2 separate regions of the Homo sapiens genome follow, and region 1 is linked to region 2. Evidence: chromatin loops called from intact Hi-C (ENCODE). Cell type or tissue: IMR-90. All regions are shown on one strand. Each heading gives the region's core, and the rest is flanking DNA. Links, peaks and the distances in the headings are about the cores only.

What was found. Hi-C counts contacts between places; a loop is a spot of excess contacts. Peaks named below come from ENCODE experiments on the same cell type or tissue, not always from the same donor. Only the 100,000 strongest peaks of a DNase experiment are listed, where the experiment ranks them.
Region 1: a loop joins it to region 2, with 5 times the contacts of the local background. A loop is called at or near these places in 4 of 110 quality-filtered maps.

The regions. Positions count from the first base shown.
Region 1 is chr6:31,558,488-31,563,855 of GRCh38, forward strand. NFKBIL1 (NFKB inhibitor like 1) reads left to right here. Exons shown (of 4, transcript NM_005007.4): 4 at 1-342. The coding sequence ends at 124. LOC100287329 (a long non-coding RNA gene) reads right to left here. Exons shown (of 2, transcript NR_149045.1): 2 at 1,084-2,235. It also overlaps a transcript of LTA not described here. Among named protein-coding and RNA genes, the nearest start is that of LTA, 11 kb to the right of the region's middle. In IMR-90, for the core only: no CTCF peak of the experiment used is centred there; a DNase peak (open chromatin) is centred at 5,044; H3K27ac peaks cover 328 bases.
Region 2 is chr6:31,611,808-31,617,175 of GRCh38, forward strand. It overlaps AIF1 (allograft inflammatory factor 1), which reads left to right and starts at 3,427. Exons shown (of 6, transcript NM_001623.5): 1 at 3,427-3,547; 2 at 3,714-3,775; 3 at 3,863-3,929; 4 at 4,297-4,338; 5 at 4,537-4,699; 6 at 5,009-5,208. The coding sequence starts at 3,523. The coding sequence ends at 5,093. RefSeq lists enhancers at 3,692-4,192, 4,193-4,693. In IMR-90, for the core only: no CTCF peak of the experiment used is centred there; no DNase peak of the experiment used is centred there; H3K27me3 peaks cover 408 bases.

The DNA.
Region 1 (5,368 bases), core at 93-5,092, 53 kb before region 2:
GCACCCTGACCGCTTCCTGCAGCGATTCCGAAGCCAGATTGAGACCTGGGAGCTGGGCCGTGTGATGGGAGCAGTGACAGCCCTTTCTCAGGCCCTGAATCGCCATGCAGAGGCCCTCAAGTGACCCTAGGGAAGAAGCAAGAAACTTCGGGGCTGCAGCCTCAGGATGAGGCAGAAGGAAGGGTAAGGGAAAGGATGGGGACCACAAGGAAGAGCCAGGTGCTGCTCAGCAGAGGATATGGGTGGGAGCGAAAGTTGTAACAAGTGGGGGTGGGGGGTGCGGGCCGCCACCACTGCTCCTTGACTCTGCCGTTTCCTAATAAGACCTGGTTCCACATCTCACTCCCAGTGTCTCCTCTGTCTTTTTCCATTGCTGTGGTTTTCATCACCCATGACATCTCCTTTCCCGCCCCGCCTGCTGAAACCCACAGCTCCCACACACCTGCAACACACACGCACACGCTAACACGGGCTCTGAGCTGGAGGCAAGAAGCCTCTGCATGCCCCCTCAGTTCAGCCCTAAGAAGGCCCAGTTTGCCATCCAGTCTCACTCCACTCCCTACACTGGGGTCTTGTCCACCCTGCAATCTGTGGCTGGAGAAATAGATGCGAACAGAGGCAAAAAGGGGAACAAAACCAGTTTCCCTCCCCTCCCTGGCTCCCCAAGCTGAACCACATCCTCCTCCCCACTTAACACCCCCTTCCCCCAACACAGGGCTTTCCCTTTGCTGAGTCACTGAATGAGCGAGTTGGGGGTAGCCGGCGCTGGGGGGCCATGAGGAGGCTGGGGGAGGATGGGGAATACAAGCAGAATGGCTGGAGGAAGAGCCCTGTGGGGGAGTGGAATTTCAGTTGCTAAAATTAGGAGCAGGGGAAGGAGGTGGAAAGAGCAAAATTATGTAACATGGGTTGTCTGTTCTTGGGCAACTGGAGCTCCACACCCAAAGCCAGCCAGGCTGCTGGCTCCATCCATCTCTGCCCTCTAGCTTGTCAGTTGTATCTCTCTTCCTCCAGGGCCCCAATCCTCATCTCCGCCATTCAGCTGCTGCCCCATCCTAAACCTGAGTTCATCTCTGGGCAGCCCAGGCATGGCCTTCCCTATAAACATTTCCTTTTCCAAGAACCAGTAGTTGAAGTCCTGAGAGGTGGAGGGAGAGTCTGGGATTCCCACGGAGGAGAGAGGGGGGCTCCCTGGAAACTAAGATAGGTAGACCCCACTACCATCGCCCAGGACACAACTGGGAACTTGGCAAAAAGAAAGGACAGGGCTGCAAGGAGAGTACAGACATGTGCTGGTGAGTGCACTGTCTGCATAGTTACACCAGAGCATCTTATCAATCAGAAACTTATCTTTCAGGTTTTGAGCCCAGTTCTCTACAGGAGAATCCCAGGAGTGGAAGTGGAAGGCAGTAGAAGACAGGGAGGGCACGCCTCTGGGAACACGGGAACATGGGTGGGCATGAGATCCTTGAATAAGACAGCCTGAAGTTCGGAAGAGACCAAGGCCTCTGAAGGACCAGGCAGATGTTCAGGGTGCAGGAGGGGGAAGGGCTGGTGAGAAAGATCCTGTGAGAGGAAGCTGCTGTGATTCAGAGAAGAGACTTCAAGCTGTGTGTGACCCTGGCGTCCGGTTCCTCTCACAGGCTGGAGCTTTTCGGAAGTGGCATGCAAAGAGTCCAGGTTTGGCCTTGGGGGGAGTTGGGGTTAGGATCCCTAAGCTGGAGGTTGAGAAGTAAATTACAGAAAACTCTGGTGACCAAATTTGCTCCTCCACCCAGGAGATTTCTCACTGGTTTTTAAGCACATCATTTCCCCTTCTGCAAGAGTTACATAAAACCAAAGCAAAATAAGCCCTGAAACCTGGGCCCACCGGACCACAGTCTTTTCAACGTCCCTTCCTGGTGTCTGGCCCCCAGCCCTGGTGGGGGTTCCCCTGAGATAAGGGCTGTTCACTTTCTCTGACCACATGGTTTCCGCTTCTGTGTCTCTTGTTTCCTAGGCTGATAAAAATACTGAGCCCTAGAGGCCCTGGCTTCCTCTGACCCCTTGGGGCAGGCAGCAGGCATCCTGTCCAGCATGGTGGGGGCAGGGACAGGGGCCAGGGATTCCCAAGGGGTGACTCAGTGCCTGCCATGAAACAGTGGGTAGGTGGAAGTGTATCTCTGCTCTCTAGAGCTGGCACCAGGAGTTGAGTCTCAGTGGAGGATGCATTGGGATTCAATTGGAGGAACAGGCCTGGAAAAGAATAATGAGATTGAAGAGGGTCAGTTTGAGGACTCAGGTTGGGGCAGGTTTGGATTAAGTTAGGAAAAGGATCTGGGAGGGACTCTGTTCAGTGTAGGTCAACTGAGCATTATGTAGCCCAAAGATAAATTTAAACCCTGCTTCAAGCTTACAATCTAGTGGGGAGGCAGACCCATACCTAGTTAACTGATTCAAGGCATGATGAGTAAACTTTAAGATGATTACAGAAAGAGGGGAGATTAAGTCCATTTGAAAGCATCCAGGGAGCCTCTGAGGAGACAGCATTTGAACTTGCTCTAATGAATGGGTTCACTAGGTGGAGGTGGATGGAAAGGTTCCATAGGCGAATAACACGTCTTGAGCGAGCCTGACAAGTCAGAAAATGCAGTATGTTCTGGGAAAGGAGCGTCCTGAGGGAGAAGAAGCACAGGTGTGAGGGAACATGTGATGAAGAAAGGACCACAGAAAGTCAAGGTCAGAGATTGGACTGCATCCTGTGGGCAGTGGTCCAGGTGACGATGAAAAAGAGGGAGAACAGGTGAGTGCTGCAGTACAGACAAGGAGTAAGAAAACGGCCATCATCTTGTGAATTAATACCTACTGTGTGTTAACCAGCCCTTTTCCTAACACCACAAATCCTCTCAACGTCTGTCCAAAAGGTGGGTGGTGGTGGCCAGGCACCTCACTCCTGTAATCACAGCACTTTGGGAGGCCAAGGTGGGAGCACTTTGGGAGGATCACTTGAGGCCAGGAGTTCGAGACCAGCCTGGCCAACATGGTGAAACCCCGTCTCTACTAAAAATATAAAAACTAGCTGGGTGTGGTCTTGGGCACCTGTAATCCCAGCTACTCAGGTGTCTGAGGCACAAGAATCACTTGAACCCGGGAGGCAGAGGTTGCAGTGAGCTGAGATCATGCCTCTGCTCTCCAGTCTGGGTGACAGAGCAAGACTCTGTATCCAAAAAAAAAAAAAATTATTAAGCACCTATTAGGAGCAGGGCACTGCTTGACAATAGGTATAAATAATAAAGTCACTGCCTTCATAGAACTTGCAGTCTAATGAGACAGTATACAAATAATAACTATACATTATAGTTATAATGTATAGGTATGCCTGCTTAGGGTAATAAAGTGCTCAATGAAGGTTTGAGGTACCAGCATGACTCTCAGGTGGAGATTTCCAGAAAGCAGGTCTGGAGCTCAAGAGAAGTTGGGTCTGGAGGAACAGATTTGGGCATCATTCCCTTCCCAGTAGAGGTTGAGCCTTTGAGTGGACAGGATCTTCAAGGGAGGGGGCGGAGTGACCAGAAGAGCCCTGAGCATGATCAAAGGAAGAGAACCAATAAAGGAGAGGTTGGGGAGCAGTCAGAGAAGCAGGGCACGGGGGGCGGGGGATGCCAAGCAGAGACAGGGCAGCCATGTTTGAGGCTTCAAAGAGGTCTAGTAAATGAGGGTTGAAAAGATTGTTGGGTTCAGGAACTAGACGATTACAAATTTTGAGAAAACCGTTTCCATTTAATAGAGGGGCAGAAATCACTTTACATAGGTTGAGGAATGAGTGGGAGGTGAGGAAAAGGAGGTGGTGGGCATGAGGTCAGAATGGTGAACACAGAATAACTGAGAATCATCTCTTAGTTCTACCCACAGATTTTACAGTTGAGGGAAATTTTACCAGTTCCTGAAAAAGTGGTTCGTTAAGGGGGCTAGTCTTTTGAGACATCACACGAAAACGGAAGGTGAGATAGACTGGACATTTGAGGGAGAAATATTCCAAGGAAGGATCTTTTTTGTTGTTTATTTTCAAGAAATAAAATTGAAGGTAAAATGAAGATGCTTAAAGAGACAAAGATAGGCCAGGTGCAGTGGCTCACACCTGTAATCCCAGCACTGTGGGAGGCCAAGGTGGGCAGATCACTTGAGGCCAGGGGTTCAAGACTAGTATGGCCAACATGGCAAAACCGCATCTCTACGAAAGATACAAAAATTAGCCAGGCGTGGTGGCACATGCCTGTGGTCCCAGCTATTCACTGAGGTGGGAGAATCGCTTGAACTCAGGAGGCAGAGGGTGCAGTGAGCCGAGATCACACCACTGCACTCCAGCCTGGGTGACAGAGCGAGACTCAGTCTCAAAAAAAAAAAAAAAAAAAGCCCAGGTGCGGTGGCTCACCCTTGTAATCCCAGCGCTTTGGGAGGCTGAGGTGGGCAGACTATAGATATCAGGAGTTCAAAACCAACCTAGCCAACATAGTGAAATGCTGTCTTTACTAAAAATACAAAAATTAGCTGGGCGTGGTGGCACACGCCTGTAACCCCAGCTACTCAGGAGGCTGAGGCAGGAGAATCACTTGAACCCGAGAGGTAGAGGTTGCAGTGAGCCGAGATCGCGCCACTGCACTCCAGCCTGGGCAACAGAGCAAGCCTATCCCAAAAACAAACAAGAAAGGGAGAGATAGTGAAAACATAAGCAAGAAGTGGGGAGAGAATATAGTAAAGATAGAGGAAGTGGGATAGAGTACAGATAAAAGGATCAGTCTTGGAAACAAGAAAAAGTACTGTGAGTCAGTATGTAAGGAAAGATTAAATATAACAAAATTAAGGAAAAAGAGGGAAGTGAGATCCACACTTGATGGCCTTAAGCTCAATGAAATATTAATAGATGAGAGTGAAGAACATCAGAGGCACGGAGATTTAGAACATCACGCACAGTAGTATAATGGGGAGTCAACAAAGAATGAGTAAAAGTTGTGTCCAAGAACACTGATGACTCTCTGAGATTAGCTGGCCAGGATTAGTTATAGGCCTCTTATGGTGACTCAGCTGTCTACTGCAGCGCTTGGCAGCCTAAGACAAAGCCCCAAGAATGAGACCACTTAGTTTACCCAAGTCAATTTTTGAGACAGAGTTTCACTCTTGTTGCCCAGGCTGGAGTGCAATGGCTCAATCTTGGTTCCCTGCAACCTCTGCCTCCCGGGTTCAAGCGATTCTCCTCCCTCAGCCTCCAGAGTAGCTGGGATTACAGTTGCCCACCATCACGCCCAGCTAATTTTTGTATTTTTAGTAGAGATGGGGCTTCACCACATTGGCCGGGCTGGTCTCGAACTCCTGACCTCAGGTGATCCGCCCA
Region 2 (5,368 bases), core at 120-5,119:
CCTTCCACATCCTCTCCTCAACCTAGCACTTGGTTGGCAATGCCTTCCTCGATCCTCTGCCAAAGACCCTCTAGCCAGTGCTTACCCTGTCTGTTCTCTCTCTTTACCCAAAGAAATACATAAAGTTTGACCAGAATGGAAACAGAGATATCAGTGAAAAAAGGTGATTTGGGGAAGTGTGCAGGCCTAGGAAGACAGAGGCTTGTTCCTTTGCTTGCTTAAAATCTTTGATCAAACGGCCAGGCGTGGTGGCTCACACCTGTAATCCCAGCACTTTGGGAGGGCGAGGTGGGCGAATCATGAGATCAGGAGTTCAAGACCAGCCTGGCCAACATAGTAAAACCCCGTCTCACTAAAAATACAAAAAATTAGCCAGCTGGGCGTGGTGGCAGGTGCCTGTAATCCCAGCTACTCTGGAGGCTGAGGCAGGAGAATCACTTGAACCCGGGAGGTGGAGGTTGCAGTGAGTGGAGATTGCACCACTGCACTCTAGCCTGAGTGACAGAGTGAGACTCCATCTCAAAAAAAAGAAAAGAAATCTTTGCTCAAATATCACTTTTTCAGAGAACGCTTCTCTAACCACTCTATTTATTTTATTATTTTATTGTATTTTTTGAGACAGGGTCTCACTCTGTTGCCCAGACTGGAGTGTAATGGCACGGTCATGGCTCACTGCAGCCTTGATCTCCTGGGCTCAAGCGATCCTCTCACTTCAGCCTCCCAAGTGGCTAGGACCACAGGCGTAAGCCACCGTGTCTGGCCAGACCACCATATTTAAAACTGGGGACAAGTCAGGCTCACACCTGTAATCCCAGCACTTTGGGAGGCCAAGGTGGGAGGATCACAAGGTTAGGAGTTCAAGACCAGCCTGGCCAACTTGGTGAAACCCCATCTCTACTAAAAATACAAAAATTAGCCGGGTATAGTGGTGATCGCCTGTAATCCCAGCTATTCGTTAGGCTGAGGCAGGAGAATCGCTTGAACCCGGGAGGCAGAGGTTGCAGTGAGCTGAGATTGTGCCACTGCACTCCAGCCTGGGCAACAGAGCGAGATTCTGTCTCAACAAAAAAAGCTGGGTGCAGTGGCTCACGCCTGTAATCCTAGCACTTTGGGAGTCCGAGGTGGGTAGATCACCTAAGGTCAGGAGTTCAAGACCAGCCTGGTCAACATGGTGAAACCCCGCCTCTACAAAAATACAAAAATTAGCTAGGTATGATGGCAGGTGGCTGTAATCCCAGCTACTCGGAAGGCTGAGGCAGGAGAATCGCTTGAACCCAGGAGGCGGAGGTTACAGTGAGCTGAGATCAAGCCATTGCACTCTAGCCTGGGCGACAGAGTGAGACTCCGTTTAAAAAAAAAACAAAAAACAAAAAACAAAAAACTGGGGACCATTGGCAATAATACTCCTATGTCCCCTCTTCCCTACTTTGTTTTCCTCCATAGGCACCTGGCGCCTTTTTTTTTTTTTTTTTTTTTTTTTTGAGACGGAGTCTCACTCTGTTGCCCAGGCTGGAGTGCAATGGCGCGATCTCAGCTCACTGCAACCTCTGCCTCCCGGGTTTAAGCGATTCGCCTGCGTCAGCCTCCTGAGCAGCTGGGATTACAGGCACGCACCACCAGGCCCTGCTAATTTTTGTATTTTTAGTAGAGATGGGGTTTCACCATGTTGGTCAGGCTGGTCTCCAACTCCTGACCTTGTGATCCGCCTGCCCCAGCCTCCCAAAGTGCTGTGATTACAGGCGTGAGCCACTGCGCCTGGCCACCTAGCACCTTTAATATACTTATTTATTTGTATTGTCTGCCTTCCCCAATTAGATCAACCATGAAGACAAGAGTTTTCATTTGTTGGGTTCTCTGGGCCTAGAGGCATGTCTGGCATATAGTAAGCATTCAGTAAATATCTGTTGAGTGAACGTATGAATAAAGAAGTGAGTTCCTCCCAGCAGGCACTGAGAACATTGGGAGTACAGGGTTGCAGCTCTCTCTGCAGCAGGAGAATGTAGCTGCAATAAAGGGAAGTCAAGAAGCCAGAGTCCAGCCAGGTGCAGTGGCTCATGCCTGTAATCCCAGCACTTTGGGAGGCTGAGGTGGGTGGATCACAAGGTCAAGAGATAGAGACCATCCTGGCCAACATGGCGAAACCCCATCTGTACTAAAAATACAAAAATTAGCTGGGCGTGGTGGTGGGCGCCTGTAGTCCCAGCTACTCAGGAGGCTGAGGTAGGAGAATTGCTTGAACCCAGGAGGCAGTGGTTGCAGTGAGCCGAGATTGCACCATTGCACTCCCGCCTGGGCGACAGAGCAAGACTCCGACTCAAAAAAAAAAAAAAAAGCAGCAGCAGCAGCCAGAGGCCACTCCAGCATCTCCCCTACCTGGCTTGGGTCAGGGAGAGGGCAGTGAGAAGTGAAAACTCCCAGCTACAGAAAAGGAAATATGTTGGGGGGAAGGGAGAAGGAAAGGTGTCTTCATCAATGCCGGGGCAGGGTAGATGGAGCCCTGGGCAGGGAGTTTGGACCAGGAAATCTCAATGAGGGAAATGTGCTGTCCTCACCTCTCCAAGAAGCGACTGGCCAAACAGAGTGACAGAGGGGATAAAGGTTATGCCTAGGGAGGCATGTGTCAGAGGCTATCATCCACTCTGTTGAACCCACAGTGACCAGCACCACCATCACACAAACATGCCTGCATGTGTGCACGCACGTGCAGTGTGCAAACCTGATGTCAGCCTCACTCCCTGGCTCTTCTGTCCACAAACGCTGTTTCTTTAAGTACCACTTTCAGTTCCTCCAAAGAATCTACTTAAACTCTTAAATTCCTGATCTCTATAGATTTTACTAAAGATTTCAAAGGAGATAAGATGAGAGGGTTACGTTGCACATTCTAAAGCAAACAAATTAAAATGTTTTGTTAGACATTTCCATATTTTTAAGGGCCTCCTTGGAGCTGCCAGGCTGGGAGTGAGGTTTCTCTCCCTTTCTAAACCCTGTGCCCATCTTGTCACCCTCCTGGAGCTGCCAGCAGACTTCAGATTCTTCTCCGATCTACAGAGCAGAAAAATTCAGCCAGCCCTTCCTTGTCTTCCTATCCACAGCTGCCTGCCCAGACTCATGAAACCTGACAAAATGCAAGGTCTTATCATTACCTGAACCTTGGACCTGTTCAAAAATACTAGTTCCTGAGAATAAATATCCCTGGTGTCTTCCTGCCCTTCCTGCACACCTCCAGTGGCTTATCAAAATATTTGTTTCATGCGCACACTGGGCTCTCATTTAAGAGGAATTTGGGAGAATGTTATTTTCTAATCTGCATTTCACACCAGGCTCCCCCTCCTTCCTGGGGTGCTAGTGTCAGCAGAACCTGATGGGGAAGTGAGGTCTGGGAGGCAGAGGAGGAAGGAATGAGGGGAAAGGGGAAGTTTGGGAGGAAGGCTTCTGAGAAGACTGGTGGGAGAGAAGGAGAGCCTGCAGACAGAGGCCTCCAGCTTGGTCTGTCTCCCCACCTCTACCAGCATCTGCTGAGCTATGAGCCAAACCAGGGATTTACAGGGTAGGGAGGGTGGGATAGGCAGCGGCATTAGATCGGAGGAATGAGATGGACAGACCTGGGCTGTGGGCTAGGAGGGCAGTCAGCTGGCCTAGGGTAGCCCGGGCTGGTGTCAGGGTAAGGAGAGGAAGGGAGGGATGAGGGCTGATTAATTTTTTTCACCCCACAGGAGGAAAAGCTTTCGGACTGCTGAAGGCCCAGCAGGAAGAGAGGCTGGATGAGATCAACAAGGTAGAAGGAAGAACTAAGGGGGCAGAGCCAGGGGGATGGGGCGTGGATGGGGAGGGCCTACCCTGGCTCTTATTTTCCCCTCCATAGCAATTCCTAGACGATCCCAAATATAGCAGTGATGAGGATCTGCCCTCCAAACTGGAAGGCTTCAAAGGTGAGGGGGAAACTGTAGGCGGTGGAGACAGGGCTGGGGGTAGGAGGGTTAGGATTTCCACAAGAACAAGGCAGGAACAGCAGAGATAAAAAGTTTACTTTTGTGGTAGCAAAAGGGGAACCTGCCTTTATTGCCCTCCTGCCACACTGCGGTCCCTTTCCCGGGCCTGCCTCTCTCAGCATCCCCTCTAGCTCCTTACACCCTAGCGGGGCCCCTCAACTCCCCAACCCCACTTCCTCTGCCTGCCCCTCCTCCTCCTTCCACGTTGTCTCCTCCACCTAGCAGTTGGTTGGCAACCCCTTCCTCAGTCCCCTGCTGAAAACCCTCCAGTCAGCGCTTATCCCTTCTGCTCTCTCCCCTCACCCAGAGAAATACATGGAGTTTGACCTTAATGGAAATGGCGATATTGGTGAGAAACGGGTGATTTGCGGGGGCAGGGTGGTGTGCAGGCCTAAGAAGACAGAGGTCTCTCCTACATGCTCCATTCCTCATGATTTGGGAGGGGGCCCACCTACCACAGTGGGAGGAAGGAGAATGGGGATGCGGAAGTGGGAGAGGAGAGAGAGGGTCTCCCCACCTTCTCCCCATCCCCATCCTCTGCCCCCAGATATCATGTCCCTGAAACGAATGCTGGAGAAACTTGGAGTCCCCAAGACTCACCTAGAGCTAAAGAAATTAATTGGAGAGGTGTCCAGTGGCTCCGGGGAGACGTTCAGCTACCCTGACTTTCTCAGGATGATGCTGGGCAAGAGATCTGCCATCCTAAAAATGTGAGTGTCAATTTCCAACCTCCCCTGTACTTACCTGTTTTCTCCTCCCCCATCCCTACCCTTGTCCACAGGCTCAACATTTCTACACGTTGCCCATCATCCCTTCTTCCATCCTTAGAGGGACCCTTCCAAGGTCCCGACCCCATCCCTATCCATAGTCCTGGTCCCCAGAAACTCCAACCCCTGCCCTTCCTCTTCCCCCTTCCACCCTCACATCCCCATCCCCTTCTAGCCTTTCCTAGCACCCTATGATTTATTCCCTTGAGAGGAGTGTTCCCTGATCCCTGTGCCTCTTCCCATCTCAACCAGGATCCTGATGTATGAGGAAAAAGCGAGAGAAAAGGAAAAGCCAACAGGCCCCCCAGCCAAGAAAGCTATCTCTGAGTTGCCCTGATTTGAAGGGAAAAGGGATGATGGGATTGAAGGGGCTTCTAATGACCCAGATATGGAAACAGAAGACAAAATTGTAAGCCAGAGTCAACAAATTAAATAAATTACCCCCTCCTCCAGATCAAGTCAGCTTAGTTTTTATTTGGGTGATTTTTTTCCTGGGTTTGGGAAGGAGAGACAGGTCTTGAGGGAAAGGTGGCAAGGATTTGGCCATATGAACAATCCATCAACAACGCTATAGTGTGTCCACTACAGCAGATGGTTTCACGCACCAAGGGG